2 separate regions of the Homo sapiens genome follow, and region 1 is linked to region 2. A link is a loop called in an ENCODE intact Hi-C map of the cell type or tissue named here. Cell type or tissue: natural killer cell. All regions are shown on one strand. Each heading gives the region's core, and the rest is flanking DNA. Links, peaks and the distances in the headings are about the cores only.

What was found. Hi-C counts contacts between places; a loop is a spot of excess contacts. Peaks named below come from ENCODE experiments on the same cell type or tissue, not always from the same donor. Only the 100,000 strongest peaks of a DNase experiment are listed, where the experiment ranks them.
Region 1: a loop joins it to region 2, with 5 times the contacts of the local background. A loop is called at or near these places in 2 of 110 quality-filtered maps.

Annotation. Positions count from the first base shown.
Region 1 is chr2:15,172,920-15,182,823 of GRCh38, forward strand. NBAS (NBAS subunit of NRZ tethering complex) reads right to left here. Exons shown (of 52, transcript NM_015909.4): 51 at 6,069-6,197. Among named protein-coding and RNA genes, the nearest start is that of NBAS, 380 kb to the right of the region's middle. RefSeq lists a silencer at 2,297-2,507. In natural killer cell, for the core only: no CTCF peak of the experiment used is centred there; DNase peaks (open chromatin) are centred at 4,292 and 6,222.
Region 2 is chr2:15,312,676-15,322,579 of GRCh38, forward strand. All of the region lies in intron 38 of NBAS (NBAS subunit of NRZ tethering complex), which reads right to left. Among named protein-coding and RNA genes, the nearest start is that of NBAS, 240 kb to the right of the region's middle. In natural killer cell, for the core only: no CTCF peak of the experiment used is centred there; a DNase peak (open chromatin) is centred at 3,946; H3K27ac peaks cover 1,438 bases.

The DNA of each region.
Region 1 (9,904 bases), core at 2,323-7,322, 140 kb before region 2:
TCTGAGCTCCAGTTTCCACATCAGAAATACACACTGTCTGTAAGGGTTGGGAATAATACAAGCTTTTAAGTGCCCAGCACAATGCCAAGTGCAGAGTCCAGGTTCAGTAAATAGCTGATGTTAATACAGGCAAACAAATCATGAGAAAAGGATTTTCTAGAAAGGGAAGGGCTTATATATATCAGAAGATGAGTAAAATGCTTGCTATCTCTGTCAGAGATTGTTTTTTGTGTGTCAGCAATTAATTTTTGAGAATAAATGATACTTTACAGATCTTGGGAAAGAAATCTATTAAAGCACAAAGCACTGCTGTCTTCCAAGCCATTAAAATGTTATCTGCTTAATTCCTCTTCCAACAATAGGTAATGAACCTTCTCTGATTTAAAATCTTTGATTTTATGGATCTATATCAAGCTAAGAGTAATTACAATAATGAGGAAAGCTGAAATTCCAGAAGCATAATGCATGCAGCCCTCATTTCATTTGCTTTCAAGATTATTTAATACTATTTCACTGTTTACTTTAGGGAAACATATTTGTCTTGTTCTCATATATACTATTACTAATAAAAGTTATTAAAATATCAACCACAAGGGTAGAAAAATAAAAGGACAACGTAAGTATACGCTTGAGAAAAACACATACAGATAATTTTTGTATTCTGTATTTACTTGAATATGATATGCAGTTTCCATTTTCTCAGCATACCATCAGTTTCACTCCTGGCATGGCACTTAATGGAATACTACTTCTGAAACCAAAACTATGACAAATCATCTGCTCACGATCTCACAACGAGACGGAGACAATCTTTGAAAATCCAAGCTTGATCACCTCTGCAACCAAACCCACATGCTGGATTTGAGGGCCCTGATCTGGCTAGTTCCACACGCTGTACCTACCTCCTTGCTACCTTCGTTAATTCTTCGTGTTATTATTTCACATGTCAATCTCTCCATGAGATTATTCATTTAAGCACAGGGATAATAATATTTTATCGCATCTTTACAAGCGTCTTACCTATTCTTCACTTCATACACAGTGCCAGGCTGTGCACAATGCATGCTTGATATGTCTGTTCATACCAAGTAAATTAACCAACCACTAGTGCTGTTTAGGAATCCCAGGCTGACCTGCAGAGTGAGCTGCCTATTGCTGGACGCATCCAGACAGGAGGTACAAGTCAGATCTCTGTATGTTCAGGTTAAAACGATAGAAATAAATAGACATACCCACAACTTTGAAACCTGGACAGAGTTAAAGGGGACCAAAGACAGGAAGGTTTCTTGGTTTTGTATAAATATGTCGATTCACACATGCGTTTCTGAAAATCTTTATGGTTCTCCCCCCAGCTTGGACACTGGCCACTGTAAATAATGCTAGAAGGTTCTGGTGCCTTCATGGCAAGATTACAGGGGATAGGAATCACATTTATCAAATATGTGAAGGACTGTCACTGGAAGAAGGACATTAGTGATCTGAGAAAATCCCCAGGGCAGGACTAAGGTCAATGTGTTGAAGATAAAGGGGTATAGGTTTCATTTAGGAGGTGCTCTCGTGTCATAATCTCACCCAAAATGGCCCAGAGCCCCCTGCAGTGTTCAGCTGGAGCCTGGGAGAGTAAGTGGGCTTAAAAAGGAAGCACAGCTAGGCGAGTTGTTGGGGTAGGTCTGCTCTAGTGTTTTGCAGAGCTAATATTATATGCCTCAAGGTGCTTTCAACAACTTCATTCCTCTGTAGAAATAACCCTTTTCCAATATAATAAAGCCTTCCTACTTAGGTTAAAAGCAGAAGCATGGTGGGGTATAGACTTTGAATGTTAGGTCTGGTGTTTACATTTCAGCTTTGGCTGCTTACTAGCTGTGTGACCCCTGAGCCTCATGTTCTCATCTGTGAAACCAAAATAATAATATCTTCTCATACAATCATTAACAAAAAAAGAGAATGTACCTATTATAGTACTTGGCAAAGAGGTGGGATTTGCAAGATGGTAATTATTGTCATCAAGGAGAAACCCTTAATTAGGTACCGGAGGTCCTAAACACTTTTTATTTTTTATTTATTTATTTTTTTGAGACGGAGTCTCACTGCAGGCTGGAGTGCAGTGGCGCGATCTCAGCTCACTGCAGCTCCACCTCCCGGGTCCACACCATTCTCCTGCCTCAGACTCCCGAGTAGCTGGGACTACAGGCACCCACCACCACAACTGGCTAATTTTTTGTATTTTTAGTGGAGACGGGGTTTCACCGTGTTAGCCAGGATGGTCTCGATCTCCTGACCTCATGATCCACCCTCCTCGGCCTCCCAAACTGCTGGATTACAGGTGTGAGCCACCGTGCCCGGCCAACACTTCTTTTATAACCCCATGAATTACTATTTTAATAGACAGCACAGTCCAGGACAACCCCTGGGATGAGGGGTTGCATAGAGGCATTGAGCAGTACCAAAGAGGAGGAAGCAATGAAGAGCAGGAGCCGTTACAAATCGGGAATTACAAAATGGGAATTTTCAGCATACAAAGCCGTTATAAATACGTATCTGCTTACTTTGATGAAACAAGTCAAGAGGCTTCCATCCAAACAGAAAATATTCCAGAGATGCGAGTCAAACACATCAGCAGCATTGCCCATCTTAGAGAGAATACGGTTTTGAAAGTGAGCTCTCAATTTTACTGAGAGTGATGGAGAAGGTAATCCAGAAGTCTATACCATGCAGGGTTTTAATTGTTCATCATCAATACAATCTCAAGGAAGGACTTTCCATTTCTGGCCCAGGAAAGAGGCTGTTGGCCATTTATAAAAGGTTACACGCACCAGAGGTCTGCAATTTCGGAAAAGCTTAGAGAAAGAAATGAGTACTACTGCTAGAGGAAAAGTCAGTACAATCTCTGGCATCAGCACTTAAGCATCATCCTTTTAACTGTAAACACCTATAAAGCTGTCAGTATCTTATAATGAATAGCAAAATAATACATGCTATCAGCAAACAAGTGGGGGTGTTTTTAAACTTGGATCTGCACACCATGCAGGAGAGACTGCTATCAACGGAGTGCCTCTGCCAGATGTTTTTCTTTTAATGTCAATAGGAGCTACTGTCAACAACCAATAAGGGGAAAACTGAAGTTATTGATGAACTCAAGCGCCCTGCTAATGGACACGGTGAATAGCAAAATAAAAGCAACAAAAAGAAAGCAAAAGTTTTCTATTTTTCATTGCAATACCAAGGATGACTTAAAAACAGCTAGACGTGAGTCGGGCCAAAATGCCCACTGAAACTCTTCCCTTAGAAAAGTGTAACACAACCCTTTAATGGTGTTGGAAGAGCAATGATTAATTACAGTGATTTCATATTTTATTTATGTAGCATTTTAAAATGATACAATTACAGAGAACAGATTAGCAGTTGCCAGGGGTTGTTCAGGAGGTGGGGAGGAAGAAGGTGGCTGTGGCTATAAAGGACAGTATGAGAGATCCTTGTGTCTGGTACCTTGACTGCAGTTAGTGGTCACACGAAGTTACAGGTGACAATGTCACATGGAGACACACACACACACACACACACATACACTCAAGAGTGTCTGCAAAACTCATAAAATCTGTATAATGTTGACAGATTGAATCAATGTCAGCAACCGGGTCATAATATTACAGGTAAGTATCCCTTATCCAAAAAGCTTGAGCTCAGAAGTGTCAGTTTTTTCAGATTTTGGAATATTTGCATTATACTTACTTGTTGAGTATTCCTAATCAGAAAATCTGAAGTCTGGAATCTGAAATGTTCTAATGAGCATTTTCCTTTGAATGTCATGTTGGTGTTCAAAAGTGTTGAATTTGAGGCCATTTTGGATTTCTGGATTAGAGGTGTTCAACCTGTATACTCTAGTCATGAAAGATGTCACACTGGGGGGAACTGGGTGAAGAATGTGAGAGACCTTGCTATATCATTTCTTACAACTGAACGTGAATTTAAAATTATCTCAAAAAGTTAAAAAAATGTTTTTAAAATGGAAAACTCTGTAAAACCTTAGCCTCTGGGGACTGCAAAAGGTCTTTTTGTGGGACACATTTTTAGGGCACAGATGGGCTAGCCTAATGTGAGCATTCAACTTAATGCAGAGATGTTACAGTTCAGTCTCATTACCGAATTTCTAAAAGGAAGGATCTGAATGGTAGGCAAGTGACTCATCTTAGCAATTTATACCTGTGGCTTTGATTCTTGGATCTGAAGGGCACAGACGTTTCGTGCGCTATCATCACAACCACAGGCAAACTACTCACAGTCTGCAGAGCAGTTTCAAAACCACAGGCTTAGCACCATGCAGCACATCTAACGTGCAGATCAAAGTGTTACGGAAGTAAATCAGTGCCATATTAAAGGGACTTGGGCACTGCAGTGTTACCATTTAGTCATTTAGTTTCTTATTTTGATAGTTACTGTGTAGGTATGTGGGGGAAATGCTGCTGTGTGGGTAGTAAGATTAGTCAGCAGTTAGGGACCGCCTGTGCTAGTTGCAGTTCTGACAGATGCATTTGAGATAAAGAATCTTTAAAATGAAAACTGATACACTCTGCCCATGGAATCCAGGACTGTATCAAGAGAGCTCCATTTATGATGAATATGGAAAGGCACTGTATAATACATCACTGTTTTATTCTCAAAGAGGCCCATGGCAAATTTTTGTGAGAATGCCTAACACAGTGTACGAGGGTGGGGAGGAAAAAAAATGCACTGAGAATATGCAGAAGTTTTCTCTTCTTACCAATTTCTTGGATTTATAAGAAAAAACTGGCTAAGAAAAAAACTCATTATAATTCTGTTTCATATAAATTCTCCAAGTTATTCAACTTTCATTTCAGCATAGATAGGTGGGAGGGCTACGGAAAGGCAAGTCCCCTTGATTCCCTACTTCAGTCAAGGTCCCAAAGAGGCCTTCGTTCTGATTAATTATTGGTGATCAGGTACGGTATTCACAAAACCCTTGCAGAAGCTTTTACATTATTTTAAAAACACATCTAAATGAATAAAGGCATTTGATTTTCTCATTTTATTCATAATGATTATTTCCAAATACAATTATATTCTGCTTTCTGTAACTATTTACAGAATTTTCTGTATCCTTTGTCATTAAGAAAACTTTATATCAGTGATGTCTTTTCATCAACCTCTTCACTGTCTTGAGTAGCAAGCATATACCTCTGCTCTAGATTCTCCTTCCTTCTCTGGTCCCTAGAAGATATCCTGCCACATTTTTGTTTAAAAAAATAGCATGCATGTGTATATATACATATATATGTATATATACAATGTAAAATTACATATGTGTGCATGTATGTGTATGTGTATAGTGTACATACTCAAACAGACATACATACACTTCAAATGAAAGAATGATCTCCACACAAAAGGGCTTCAGTAAGGATCATACAACATGAGTTCGTTAAAACACAACCCTAAGCTATCTAATCCTAAAGTGGAAAATTTTAAATGAGAAGAGAAAGTTTCTTCCTAATCATAATAACAAGGCAACAGGCCTTGAGGGAGAAATCTCAAGTTGACTCCAGTACATTACTCTTCAAGACAAGAAGGTTGCCAGAGGAAATCAGAGTTTGAGATTTCAGATGGTGCCAGTAAACACTACTTAAACCCACTGTCTTACCTTTAATTAGTGGATAACCTAACACACACATCCACAGATGGAAAACCTGTGCAATGATGGGAGTTCCCTAGACCCAAATTTCAAGTAGCAAGAGGACTGCTAGTTGATGGCTGCTTTGATCTTCTTAAGGAGACTAACATCCTGCTTCTGTAGAAAACTGTCTTCTTATTTGGATTTGTATTCTGAGCACCAAAAACACTGAATCTGGTTCACGGGAAGAGCTTAGTAAGTGTTTGTAAAATAAACATACACTGCTGGGACAAAACAGGAACAGCTATTGTGGTCAGAGAATACTATAGATATAGTAGTCTTCAATTAACCACGGTGTTATTTATGAGAATGAAAGTGCTAATTCATTCCTTTGAAACATTAAAAAAAAAAAAAGAAAGAAAGTAAATTCAACTGGGCATACCGTAGTGACTGCCGTGATTTGCTCCAGTGCCATCTCGTGCAGATGCTCATCTCGGCTCTCGAGGAGAAGTTTCAGAGATGGAAGCAGGAGGGACTGGTTAAGCAGCAGCAGACACAGCTCCTTCACACCCTGAAACCACAGAGCAGGGGTGAGCGAGAACTCCACGACGTACTTCTCACCGGCACGGTTCTGGCTGGATCATTCCACCCCTTTTTCTGTGGTAGCGTGTGTGTGTGTGTGTAAAGCCACATATGGTACCGCACTGGATATACTGAATATGGGCGTTGGTACCTGCTTCACTTGGTTCACAGTAAACTGTGTACAGATTTCCAAGCTATCAGATATTCATCGACAATATTGCTTTTTAATGGCTTTGTAATGCTCATTGTACAGATATAGTGGTATAATTTATTTTCCTAAACTCTCACAGCCCTAATTTCCTCATAAGTAAAATGTATGTATTTATAGCTCCTTTGCAGGTTTTGTGTTTTGTGTGTGTGTGTGTGTGAGAGAGAGAGAGTTTGTATTGATGAACGCAGCATACAACGCTCAGCATATAGTGGAGGCTGAATTATAATAAAAAGTATTATCAATTGCTAATATTGTTAACAACCTCTAGTTGTCATTCACTGAAACAAAGGAAATCAGCAAATAAAATATTTTAAAATGTATCTATCATTTTAATGTCAAAATGAATTGACTCCTTAATATACTTAAGACAGTCTATCTTCACGAAAACTATCTGTGTTGCAGAAAAATGAAAATGTGTTTGGATCCCCACAGGTGTATCTGAATTTTATTCTCAGCCCTGTATTTTACCAACTGAACCTGTGGTCACAGAGCAGGCTTTCGTATAAGGTAACAAATGATAATCCTTTACAACAAAAGCATAAAACAATAAGAATAAGATTTGCAATCTGTTTTGCCCTGCTGAGCTGTGTTGCCATTTAGGTCCTGACTTTAGCTGTAACATAAAGAAGAGAACACTTTGGACCAAAAACCAGACGATGAATGACTCCATTACACTAAAGCAAGGGTTGCTCTAAAGAACTGATGATCATTGCTATCCACGGGATTGATTTTTCTCTCGTGCCATTCAGACAGCAGATCGGAGAAGAAAAACTCAAATTTACTATATTTTCAAAATTGCTTTACATTATTATAGAGCATCAATAAAATAAGAATGACACAAGTAAGCTCGCATTTAAACTCAGGATAAAGTTCTCTTGGGAATTCTGCACATTATAGTTTTAGCTTTCACCCAGCATGTCTGCTCTTGAAATCTGCAAGGCCCTCACGTTTCAGAGTAGAAGGCTGTGCTACACAAACCTGTGTGACAATGATCAATACCAGCAGGGTAGCAGTTTGTAAAACACATTCCTCATACATCGGGAATTCTAATTCAAAAAAGTACGGTGTATGCCTGAAAGAACACGTGACACAGAGCAGTCTCACCAAGCATCTGGGGCAAAGAAACAGGCAGACTTTTCATCCGGGATGCCGAAACCTGCAGAAGATTATTTGGGAGCATGAAACAAGCTCCTGAGCATGGCACTCTGGCCTGGCTGGCCGCATCCTGTGGCCTCTTCCTCCTCCTCTCGGGTCATGGCAGTGCTCCCCACCTAAGCATTCCACACAAAGTGATGTGCGGGGCCCCTTCTGACACAACACACACATTCTGTATCTGCACTGCCCAATACCGCAGCCACAAGGCACAAGCTACATTTGAGGTGGGGCTAGTGCAACCGAGGAACTGCATTTTTAATTTTACTTAAAGGGTTTAATAAGCCACATGGGGCCAGCGGCTACCATATTAGGCAGTATGGCTGCTGGGTGCTGGACTCTCACACCTCCAGGTGTTTGCACATAGTGTAACTTTTGCTCTTTCTCTGTCTGATTAACCGTCTACTTGCTCTTTAAGTCTCAGTTTAAAAATGCACAGAAAAACTATACTTCCTCCGCAAAAGCACCCTTAAATGTCCCAGGTTAGCACTCAATGTTCTAAATGTACTGTATAAATATTTCCCACCTTATCTTTTATCTTGTATTATGGTAGTCATTCATCGGTCTACCTGCCTTGCTTTTGGGCAAGAATATTGTTCCTTCTCTGTATTCTAAACTTGCTTGGTACATGCCATACCTAAAACTCCTTGTATATAATTCCCTCTCTGAACACACATTTGCTCACTCAAAAAGTTATCAGTGATGAGTAAACATGCATTTTCAAGGATTTATGATATTTAGACATAGCATGACACTTGGCTGACCTTGGCTTTCATGACAAATTTTATGGAATAACCTGTGTGTCCCTCTGAGCAAGCATAATGGATAGATGGCACACAGAGAGGCAAGGATATCCAAGAAGGGAGGAACCCACTTTAGGTGAGCCACTGACTACTTTTCATCTCTTAGCTACCAGTGATTGGCCAAATACTTACTCTATCTTTAAGTGCTAAATCCTCTACTATGTTTGTTTGCTACTTTCCCCCTGTGTTGCAAGAGAACGTTTATTAAGAGATTTACAAAGGGATTTGGGGAACTGCAAGAAAGGTCGAAGCAGCAGAGAAAAGCCACAAAACACGTCATTTGACAGGCCTTCGCAGTTCAAACCTGTCAGACCATGAGGACAGAACGAACAAGAGATGCCTTGGATGGAGAGGACTAGGTGGGCCCAGGCTTAGAGCCAGGCCACAGACCTGGATGTTTCTTTTCCCAGTGGACTATGATTTATGAGATGCACTGGGGCACTGTTCCCATTGTCTGACAGTCATGAGAGAAGCAGGACCAGTTCACAAATATGCCTTCTGTCCTCACACAACTCTCCTACTGTCCCTGGAGTATCTAGCATCAAAAGGTGTTGCAGGGCCTACAGCAGGAACTAGGGGCACAAGGTATGCAGGGATTGGTGATGCAGAGACCGAGGGGCTTATCACATGCCCCAGGCATTGCATGGGGGCTGCAAGGCAGCTTGCAGTCCTTGCCCTCCAGCAGGCCTAGAATGGGCTGAGCTCCCATTGCTGTTGCCTGGATGTCCAGAAGCCCCTGGCACTGCTGGTTCTGCAGCCCCAGGTTGATCACAATCTTGGCCAGCTGGGCCTCCACACTGGCCACCAGGCACTGTACCTGGGCCAACTGGGCACTGCAGCGGCTTTGGTTTTGTGTTCTCCAGAGCCTCTCAGGTTGTGCTGGGCCTGCTGCTCGACCTCCAGGGCACTAGCCGTGCCTCTTGGACTGTGATCTCTACCAGCAAGGCAGCTGCTCTGAGCTGAACATCAAGTGTTTGTTATATACTTTGCTTTGAAATGCATCATCTCATTTAATTTCTCCTCAAATCCTTTGAGAAAGGTGTGATCTCAGCCCTACTAATCAGATGGGGAAAGCAGAGGTAAAATGGTTAAATAACTTGAGTGTTATTGCATAACTTGACTGATTCTAAAAATCAAGCTCTTGACATTAGCAAAAGTGGCTCAACCCTGATAGAGAACAATCACATTGACTTTTAGAAGCTGGGAATTATTAAGGCTCACTCATGAGCTGGGTGACTTAATCCCATACAATAGACCCCAAGCATCGGTGACTAACCCATGTTTCGTCTCAGCGAAATCCTGGACCTTCAGGGTCAGTCACAAATAGCGGGACCTCGGAATTTTACATCTATAAATGCCAACAAACTGTTTATGCCAATTTCTTATTCTACCTATTCCCAAGTCTTGAGAGGGCTTTATATACTGCCATGGATACAAGCTGAGAAGGATACATAACTTTTGAGACTGTGGTACACAGGACCTGTGAGAAAGTCACTCATCCTGCTGGTAATATTTTCCATCAGGAAAACC
Region 2 (9,904 bases), core at 1,400-6,399:
CACTGCCACTCAAATGCTACCTCAAATTAATCATTCTTTACCCAATAACTTTCATATTTCTAAAATAGTACCTTATTTTCCCAATAAACTAAACTTAACACCACAGAGTCATCTTGGACTTCATCCTCTCCTCTGCTGCCAGCACTTGGTTCCTCGTCAAATCCAACTGAATAATTTCCAAAGAACTCTTTCACACATACTTTCTATTTTCACTGCCACAAACTCTAGGCTTTAATTGTTCAAAAATTAGACCATTTCAATAGCCCCCCAATGCTGCTCTACCTGATGCCTTCAGTCTTTCTCCTTCCAGCACTTTCTTAAAATAGCAGTTTCATATTAATTTTACTCAAGCACTCAGTAATTGTGTCATTCTCTAGCTCAGAAAAAGAATCTTCATTAGTTTCCCATTCCCTAAAAAACGAAAGTTAACATTTCCTATGGAGCGTTTAAAGTCTCCATAAATATGGGCCAACTTTAATTTGTGGTTTTAATTTGCCATTAAACCTACCCTGTATGTCAACCAAATCAGTCTGCTATCCAAACTCTCTGCCTGTGCTCATGCCATTGCTTTGTATAACAAAAATAATAAAATTAATCTAAAACACAAATACATATAATTTTAAAAATATATGCTCTGAGGAGCCAAACATGAAATAGGTGTTTTATATCACTTAGCTCTATGTGTCTCAAAAATCCTGCAAGAAGATAGTATTATCTTGTTTTTACACAGGCTTGGAAGCTTATGTAAATCTGCCAAACTCAGAAAGGCAGTTCATCTGTAAAGACAGGAAACAGAAGACCCAAAATAAAATCGATGTCTTTCTTGATCAGTACCTATCAGGCGATTGACAATGTTATGCTATGACAAACAATTAATATATGCCATTTTAAGAATGTGAATGAAGATATTCTTAGGATAAATTCCTAGAAGTGGAGCTACTGGGTCAAACAACACATGCAACTGCAATTTTCATTGCTACTGCCATGTGGTTTTTAAATTCTCACTTTGAGCATCTCCTCCAGAAATGCTGTTGAGCTTGTGCAGTTCACCCACCTGAACATCCATGAGGTCTAATTCCCTAGGGACTTCTTGACATCTGTTTCAACCACCCAAGCCAGCTGGAGAATGTGCAAAATTATTTTGACCAGTTAAAGACTTCATTCATGAGTTGACTCCTCAGAATTAATCCTAAGCAAAAGGCTCTCTGGCTTTCTATTACTCTTTCTAGGAAACTATGACTCAGACATTAACCACACGTCACCTGGTGAACTCCAGTGAAATCCAGAATAGTAATTCTATTTAAATTCTTCAGTGATTGGGTTCTATTATCCAGACAGCCCTCCTACAGATTAAAACTGTAAACTCTAGATAAAATATAAAAAACAAGTATTAAAAGGCCGGGCATGGTGGCTCATGCCTGTAATCCCAGCACTTTGGGAGGCCGAGGCAGGTGGATCACTTGAAGCTAGGAGTTTGAGACCAGCCTGGTCAAGATGGTGAAACCCCATCTCTACTAAAAATACAAAAAAACTATCCAGACATGATGGCATGCACCGGTAGTCCCAGCTACTCAGGAGGCTGACGCATGAGAATTGCTTGAACCTGGGAGGCAGAGACTGCAGTGCGCCAAGACAAGATCACACCGCTGCACTCCAGCCTGGGCAACAGAGAGAGACTCCATCACAAAACAAACAAATAACAACAACAACAAAAAACAAGTATTAAAAGCCACTGGATAGTTACCTAAAGCCAATAAAAACTGGAAGATGGCTGCCATTTGAAAGAATGAATGGTATTGGTGAGTTTCCCATCTTTACAGCTTCAATCCTGAGGGCAAGCTCCTGCCCGTGCCATGCTGGGCAGGTAAAACTCAGATAGAAAACCCACAGTCTTGAAAAACCACAGCCCAAAAAATCCACAACAGCTGAAAGTAAAAGAATTCTGGCGGTCCCTTATAAAACTAAACAAACCCATAATCTTTGACCCAGCAATACCATTAAAATTTACCTAAGAGAAATGAAAACACATGTCCACCAAAATACTTGTATGAGAGTTCACAGCAGCTTTTTAAAACAATAACAACCATAAGCTGAAAGACCCCAGGTATCCTTTAATAGGAGCGTGGATGTACAGTTTTATATGCCTACAATGAAATACTACTCAATAATTTAAAACAAAAACAAAAACCTACGGATGGATACAACATAGATGAATCTCAAAAACTTTCACTTTGTTATACAAAATATATGATTGCATTTAATGAATTCTAGAACAATCAAAACTAATCTACAGTGGGGAAAAATCAGAGCATGGGGTGCCCTGTCGGAAGTGTGGGTTGGGCGTGTGCTGGGAAGAGGCTAAGACTTTCTAGGGTGGCAATAAGGTCTGCATCTTGACAGGAGTGAGGGTTACACAGGTGCTGCACTTGTCACAATCTGTACAATCATACAACTAAGATTTTTGTAATTCACTGTAAATTTTAAAACACACAAAAGTAAAAAATAGTTAAAGATATGCAGTGTAGTGTCAAGAGGTGAAGTTTACTGATATCTATGATTTACTTTGAAATGCATCAGAAAAGAAGTTGGGTTTGGTTGATGAATAGAGGGGTGGAAAAATACAGGTACAGTAAATGTGGCAATATTAACTGGAGGGTACACAGGAGTGTACGGGAGTGAACGGAGAATGAGCAGGATTGAACAGGAGTTCACTGCAAAATTATTTCAACTTTACTGTGAATTTTAAATTTTCTCAATAAAAATGCTGGGGAAGAAAAATGAAAGAAATCCTCCCTGAAAACTGCGTCAAATGCTTAAGCTCCCTGTCAGTTACTTATTCCCCAAAGGGGGTTTCCTAGAAGACACTTCTGGACAAGTTATATATGCCTGGTCTCCAGCACTGCACTCAGCCAGCTGTTTCTGGCCACACTAAACCCATGGCCTCCCAGCTGCTTCAAGACTGGAAAAATCCCAGGCATCAAGTATACCACTCTCCACAGGATTTGAGATGGAAAGGAAAGGAATCTCTCTTCTCAAATCCCTAACACAATTGTTGTTGAAGTTATCTCATGACTTTTTTTCTCCCACACAATAATCCCAGGCATTAATCTCTATAATGTGCCTAGCCCAGGGCTCTCCTAACTAACATGAATTGTAGGGAACTGATGGGAACAGTGGAGAACATGAGTCTCCACTCTACCTCTGGGCATCAAAACTGTCTCAGCAGCCCTCACCCAGACTCAGAGATCCTAATAAAGTAGAAATCAAAACCCACACTTGGAAGTTTCTTAGTCTTGGAATCCACAAACCATATGAAGCAATATTTGACAAAATATTCAGAAAAGATGGTAAGTAAGTTTCACTGGGATGCACAACATGTAATACTGGCTAGAGACTGAATTACATGGACGTTGCCATTAAACATAAAAAATAAATAAATAAATAAAACCTGCTCTACATTTAGCAGTGTGCACGAATTTAATTTGTAATGCTAGTTCTCAAACCTTGAATATAAAGCATTGTCTAAACAAGTTATATGGCCAAAATCAGAGGAAATCTATGCTTAACTCTCCCCCCGTTCCAAGACAGCCAAATAGGAACAGCTCCGCTCTGCAGCTCGCAGCGTGATCGATGCAGAACACAGGTGATTTCTGCATTTCCAACTGAGGTACCTGGTTCATCTCACTGGGACTGGTTGGACAGTGGGTGCAGCCCACAGAGGGCGAGATGAAGTAGGGCGGGGTGTTGCCTCACACAGGAAGTGCAAGGGGTTGGGGGATTTCCCTTTCCTAGCCAAGGGAAGCCATGACACACTGTACCTGAAAAAAATGGGACACTCCCGCCCAAAATACTGTGCTTTTCTCAAGGTCTTAGCAACCGGCAGACAAGGAGATTCTCTCACCTGCCTGGCTCGGCGGGTCCCATGCCCATGGAGCCTTGCTCACTGCTAGCGCAGCAGTCTGAGCTAGAACTGTGAGGCAGCAGCCTGGCTGGGGGAGGGGTGTCGGCCATTGCTGAGGCTTGAGTAGGTAAATAAAGTGGCCAGGAAGCGCGAAGTGGGAGGAGCCCACCGCAGCTCAGCAAGGACTACTGCCTCTACAGACTCCACATCCGTGGGCAGGGCACAGCTGAACAAAAGGCAGCAGACAACTTCTACAGACTTCAACATCCCTGTCTGACAGCTCTGAAGAGAGCAGTGGTTCTCCCAGCATAGCGTTTGAGCTCTGAGAAAGGACAGACTGCCTCCTCAAGTGGGTCCCTGACCCCGTGTAGCCTAACTGGGAGACGCTTCCCAGTAGGGGCCAACAGACACTTCATACAGGGGGTGCCACTCTGGGATGAAGCTTCTAGAGGAAGGATCAGGCAGTAATATTCGCTGTGCTGCAATATTTGCTGTTCTGCAGCCTCCATTGGTGATGAACAGGCAAACAGCGTCTGGAGTGGACCTCCAGCAAACTCCAACGGACCTACAGCTGAGGAACCTGACTCTTAGAAGGAAAACTAACAAACAGAAAGGAATCGCATCAACATCAACAAAAAGGACATCCACACCAAAATCCCATCTGTAGGTCACCAACATCAATGACCAAAGGTAGATAAAACCACAAAGATGGGGAGAAACCAGAGCAGAAAAGCTGAAAATTCTAAAAACCAGAGCACCTCTTTTCCTCCAATGGATCACAGCTCCTCACCAGCAATGGAACAAAGATGGATGGAGAATGATTTTGACAAGTTAACAGAAGTAAGCTTCAGAAGGTCGGTAATAACAAACTTCTCCGAGCTAAAGGAGCATGTTCTAATGCATTGCAAGGAAGCTAAAAATCTTGAAAAAGGGTTAGACGAATGTCTAACTAGAATAAACAGTGTAGAGAAGACCTTAAATGACCAGATGGAGCTGAAAACCATGGCACGAGAACTTCATGATGCATGCACAAGCTTCAGTAGCCAATTTGGTCAAGTGGAAGAGTATCAGTGATTGAAGATCAAATTAATGAAATAAAGCAAGAAGACAAGGTTAGAGAAAAAAAGAGTAAAAAGAAACAAACAAAGCCTCCAAGAAATATGGGACTATGTGAAAAGACCAAATCTACGTTTGATTGGTGTACCTGAAAGTGACGGGGAGAATGGAAACAAGTTGGAAAACACACTTCAGGATATGATCCAGGAGAACTTCCCCAACCTAGCAAGACAGGCTAACATTCAAATTCAGGAAATACAGAAAACACCACAAAGAGATTCCTCGAGAAGAGCAACCCCAAGACACATAATTGTCAGATTCACCAAGGTTGAAATAAAGGAAAAAATGTTAAGGGCAGCCAGCACAAAAGGTTGGGTTGCCCACAAAGGGAAGCCCATCAGACTAACAGCAGATCTCTTGGAAGAAACCCTACAAACCAGAAGAGAGTGGGGGCCAATATTCAACATTCTCAAAGAAAAGAATTTTCAACCCAGAATTTCATATCCAGACAAACCAAGCTTCATAAGGGAAGGAGAAATAAAATCCTTTACAGACAAGCAAATGCTGAGATTTTGTCACTACCAGGCCTGCCTTACAAGAGCTCCTGAAGGGAGCACTAAACATGGAAAGGAACAACTGGTATCAGCCACTGTAAAAACATGCCAAATTGTAAAGACCATCAATGCTAGGAAGAAACTCCATCAATTAATGGGCAAAATAACCAGCTAACATCATAAAGACAGGATCAAATTCACACATTAACAATATTAACCTAAATATAAATGGGCTAAATACCCCAATTAAAAGACACAGACTGGCAAATTGGGTAAAGAGTCAAAACCCATTACTGTGCTTTATTCAGGAGACCCATCTCACGTGTAGAGTCATACATAGCCTCAAAATAAAGGGATGAAGGAAGATCTACCAAGCAAATGGAAAGCAAAAAAGAAAAGCAGGGGTTGCAATCCTAGTCTCTGATAAAATAGACTTTAAACCAACAAAGAGCAAAAGAGACAGAGGAGGCCATTACATAATGGTAAAGGGATCAATTCAATAAGAAGAGCTAACTATCCTAAATATATATGCACCCAATACAGGAGCACCCAGATTCATAAAGCAAGTCCTTAGAGACCTAAAAGAGACTTAGACTCCCACACACTAATAATGGGAGACGTTAACACCCCACTGTCAATATTAGACAGATCAACGAGAAAGAAGGTTAACAAGGATATCCAGGACTTGAAATCAGCTCTGGACCAAGCAGACCTAATAGACATCTACAGAACTCTCCACCCCAAATCAACAGAATATACATTCTTCTTGCACCACATCACACCTATTCTAAAATTGACCACATAATTGGAAGTAAAACACTCCTCAGCAAACGTAAAAGAACAGAAATCACAACAAACTTTCTCTCAGACCACAGTGCAATCAAATTAGAACTCAGGATTAAGAAACTCACTCAAAACCACACAACAACATGGAAAGTGAACAACCTGCTCCTGAATAACTACTGGGTACATAACGAAATGAAGGCAGAAATAAAGATGTTCTTTGAAACCAGTGAGAACAAAGACACAATGTACCAGAATCTCTGGGACACATTTAAAGCAGTGTGTAGAGGGAACTTTATAGCACTAAATGCCCACAAGAGAAAGCAGGAAAGATATAAAATCGACACCAAACATCACAATTAAAAGAACTAGAGAAGCAAGAGCAAACGAATGTAAAAGCTAGCAGAAGGCAAGAAATAACTAAGATCAGAGCAGAACTGAAGGAGATAGAGACACAAAAAACCATTCAAAAAATCAATGAATCCAGGAGCTGGTTTTTTTAAAAGATCAACAAAATTGATAAACCACTAGCAAGAGCAATAAAGAGGAAAGAGAGAAGAATCAAACAGATGCAATAAAAAATGATAAAGGGGATATCACCACCGATCCCACAGAAATACAAACAACCACCAGAGAATACTATAAACATCCTATGCAAATAAACTAGAAAATCTAGAAGAAATGGATAAATTCCTGGACACATACACCCTCCCAAGACTAAACCAGGAAGAAGTTGACTCTTTGAATAGACAAATAACAGGCTCTGAAATTGAGGCAATAATTAACAGCCTACCAACCAAAAAAAGTCCAGAACCAGAGATTCACAGCCGAATTCTTCCAGAGGTACAGAGAGGAGCTGGTACCATTCCTTCTGAAACGATCCCAATCAATAGAAAAAGAGGGAATCTTCCCTAACTCATTTTATGAGGCCAGCATCATCCTCATACCAAAGCCTGGCAGAGACACAACAAAAAAAAAAGAGAATTTTAGACCAATATCCCTGATGAACATTGATGCGAAAGTCCTCAATAAAATACTGGCAAACCAAATCCAGCAGCACATCAAAAAGCTTATCCACCATGATCAAGTAGGCTTCATCCCTGGCATGCAAGGCTGGTTCAACATATGCAAATCAATAAACATAATCCATCACATAAACAGAACCAATGACAAAAACCACCTGACTACCTCAATAGATGCAGAAAAGGCCTTCGACAAAATTCAACAGCCCTTCATGCTAAAAACTCTCAATAAACTAGGTACTGATGGAACGAATCTCAAAATAATAAGAGCTATTTATGACAAACCCACAGCCAATATCATACTGAATGGGCAAAAACTGGAAGCATTCCCTTTCAAAACCAGCAGAAGACAAGGATGCCCTCTCTCACCACACCTATTCAACATAGTGTTGGAAGTTCTGGCCAGGGCAATCAGGCAGGAGAAGGAAATAAAGGGTATTCAATTAGGAAAAGAGGAAGTCAAATTGTCTCTGTTTGCAGATGACATGATCGTATATTTAGAAAACCCAATCATCTCAGCCCAAAATCTCCTTAAGCTGATAAACAACTTCAGCAAAGTCTCAGGATACAAAATCAAGGTGCAAAAATCACAAGCATTCCTACACACCAATAACAGACAAACAGAGAGCCAAATCATGAATGAACTCCCATTCACAATTGCTACAAAGAAAATAAAATACCTAGGAATACAATTTACAAGGGATGTGAAGGGCCTCTTCAAGGAGAACTACAAACCACTGCTCAACAAAATAAAAGAGGATACAAATGGAAGAATATTCCATGCTTATGGATAGGAAAAATCAATATAGTGAAAATGGCCATACTGTCCAAGGTAATTTATAGATTCAATGCCATCCCCATCAAGCTACCAATGACTTTCTTCATAGAATTGGAAAAAACTACTTTAAAGTTCATATGGAACCAAAAAAGAGCCCGCATTGCCAAGTCAATCCTAAGCCAAAAGAACAAAGCTGGAAGCATTACGTTACCTGACTTCAAACTATACTACAAGGCTATAGTAACCAAAACAGCATGGTACTGGTACCAAAACAGAGATATAGACCAATGGAACAGAACAGAGCCCTCAGAAATAACACCACACATCTACAACCATCTAATCTTTGACAAACCTGACAAAAACAAGCAATGGGGAAAGGATTCCTTATTTAACAAATGGTGCTTGGAAAACTGGCTAGCCATATGTAGAAAGCTGAAACTGGATCCCTTCTTTACACCTTATACAAAAATTAATTCAAGACGGATTAAAGACTTAAATGTTAGACCTAAAACCATAAAAACCCTAGAAGAAAACCTAGGCAATACCATTCAGGACATAGGCCTGGGCAAGGACTTCATGACTAAAACACCAAAAGCAATGGCAACAAAAGCCAAAATAGACAAAGGGGATCTAATTAAACTAAAGACCTTCTGCATGGCAAAAGAAACCACCATTGGAGTGAACAGGCAACCTACAGAATGGGAGAAAATTTTTGCAATCTACCCATCTGACAAAGGGCTAATATCCAGAATCTACAAAGAACTGAAACAAATCTACAAGAAAAAAAGCAAACAACCCCATCAAACAGTGGGCAAAGGATATGAACAGACACTTCTGAAAACATCTATGCAGCCAACAGACACATGAAAAAATGCCCATTATCACTGGCCATCAGAGAAATGCAAATCAAAACCACAATGAGATACCATCTCATGCCAGTTAGAATGGCGATCGTTAAAAAGTCAGGAAACAGATGCTAGAGAGGATGTGGAGAAACAGGAACACTTTTACACTGTTGGTAGGAGTGTAAATTAGTTCAACCATTGTGGAAGACAGTGTGGCGGATTCCTCAAGGATCTAGAACTAGAAATACCATTTGACCCAGCGATCCCATTACTGGGTATATACCCCAAGGATTATAAATCATGCTACTATAAAGACATATGCACACGTATGTTTATTGTGGCACTATTCACAATAGCAAAGAGTTGGAACCAACCCAAATGTCCATCAATGACAGACCAGATTAAGAAAATGTGGCATATAAACCATGGAATACTATGCAGTCATAAAAAATGATGAGTTCATGTCCTTTGTAGGGACATGGATGAAGCTGGAAGCCATCATTCTCAGCAAACTATCACAAGGACAGAAAACCAAACACCACATGTTCTTACTCATAGGTGGGAATTGAACAATGAGAACACTTGGACACAGGGCGGGGAACATCACACATCAGGACCTGTCAGGGGGTGGGGGGCTGGGGGAGGGATAGCATCAGGAGAAATAACTAATGTAAATGACGAGTTGATGGGTGCAGCAAAGCAACATGGCACATGCATACATATGTAACAAACCTGCATGTTGTGCACATGTACCCTAGAACTTAAAGTATAATAAAAAATAAATAAATAAATAAATAAAATTTTAAAAAAACAGAAATCTATGCTTAAGCCTTCAAGCGCTAATTCTGTGCAAAGTAAGTGCCTCTGGAAAGCACTCAGATAAATTTAATTCTAGAACAAAACTCACAGAGGAAAGTTGCCCATATTATTGATTTGGAAATCATTAGCCATTAAATCATTCATTT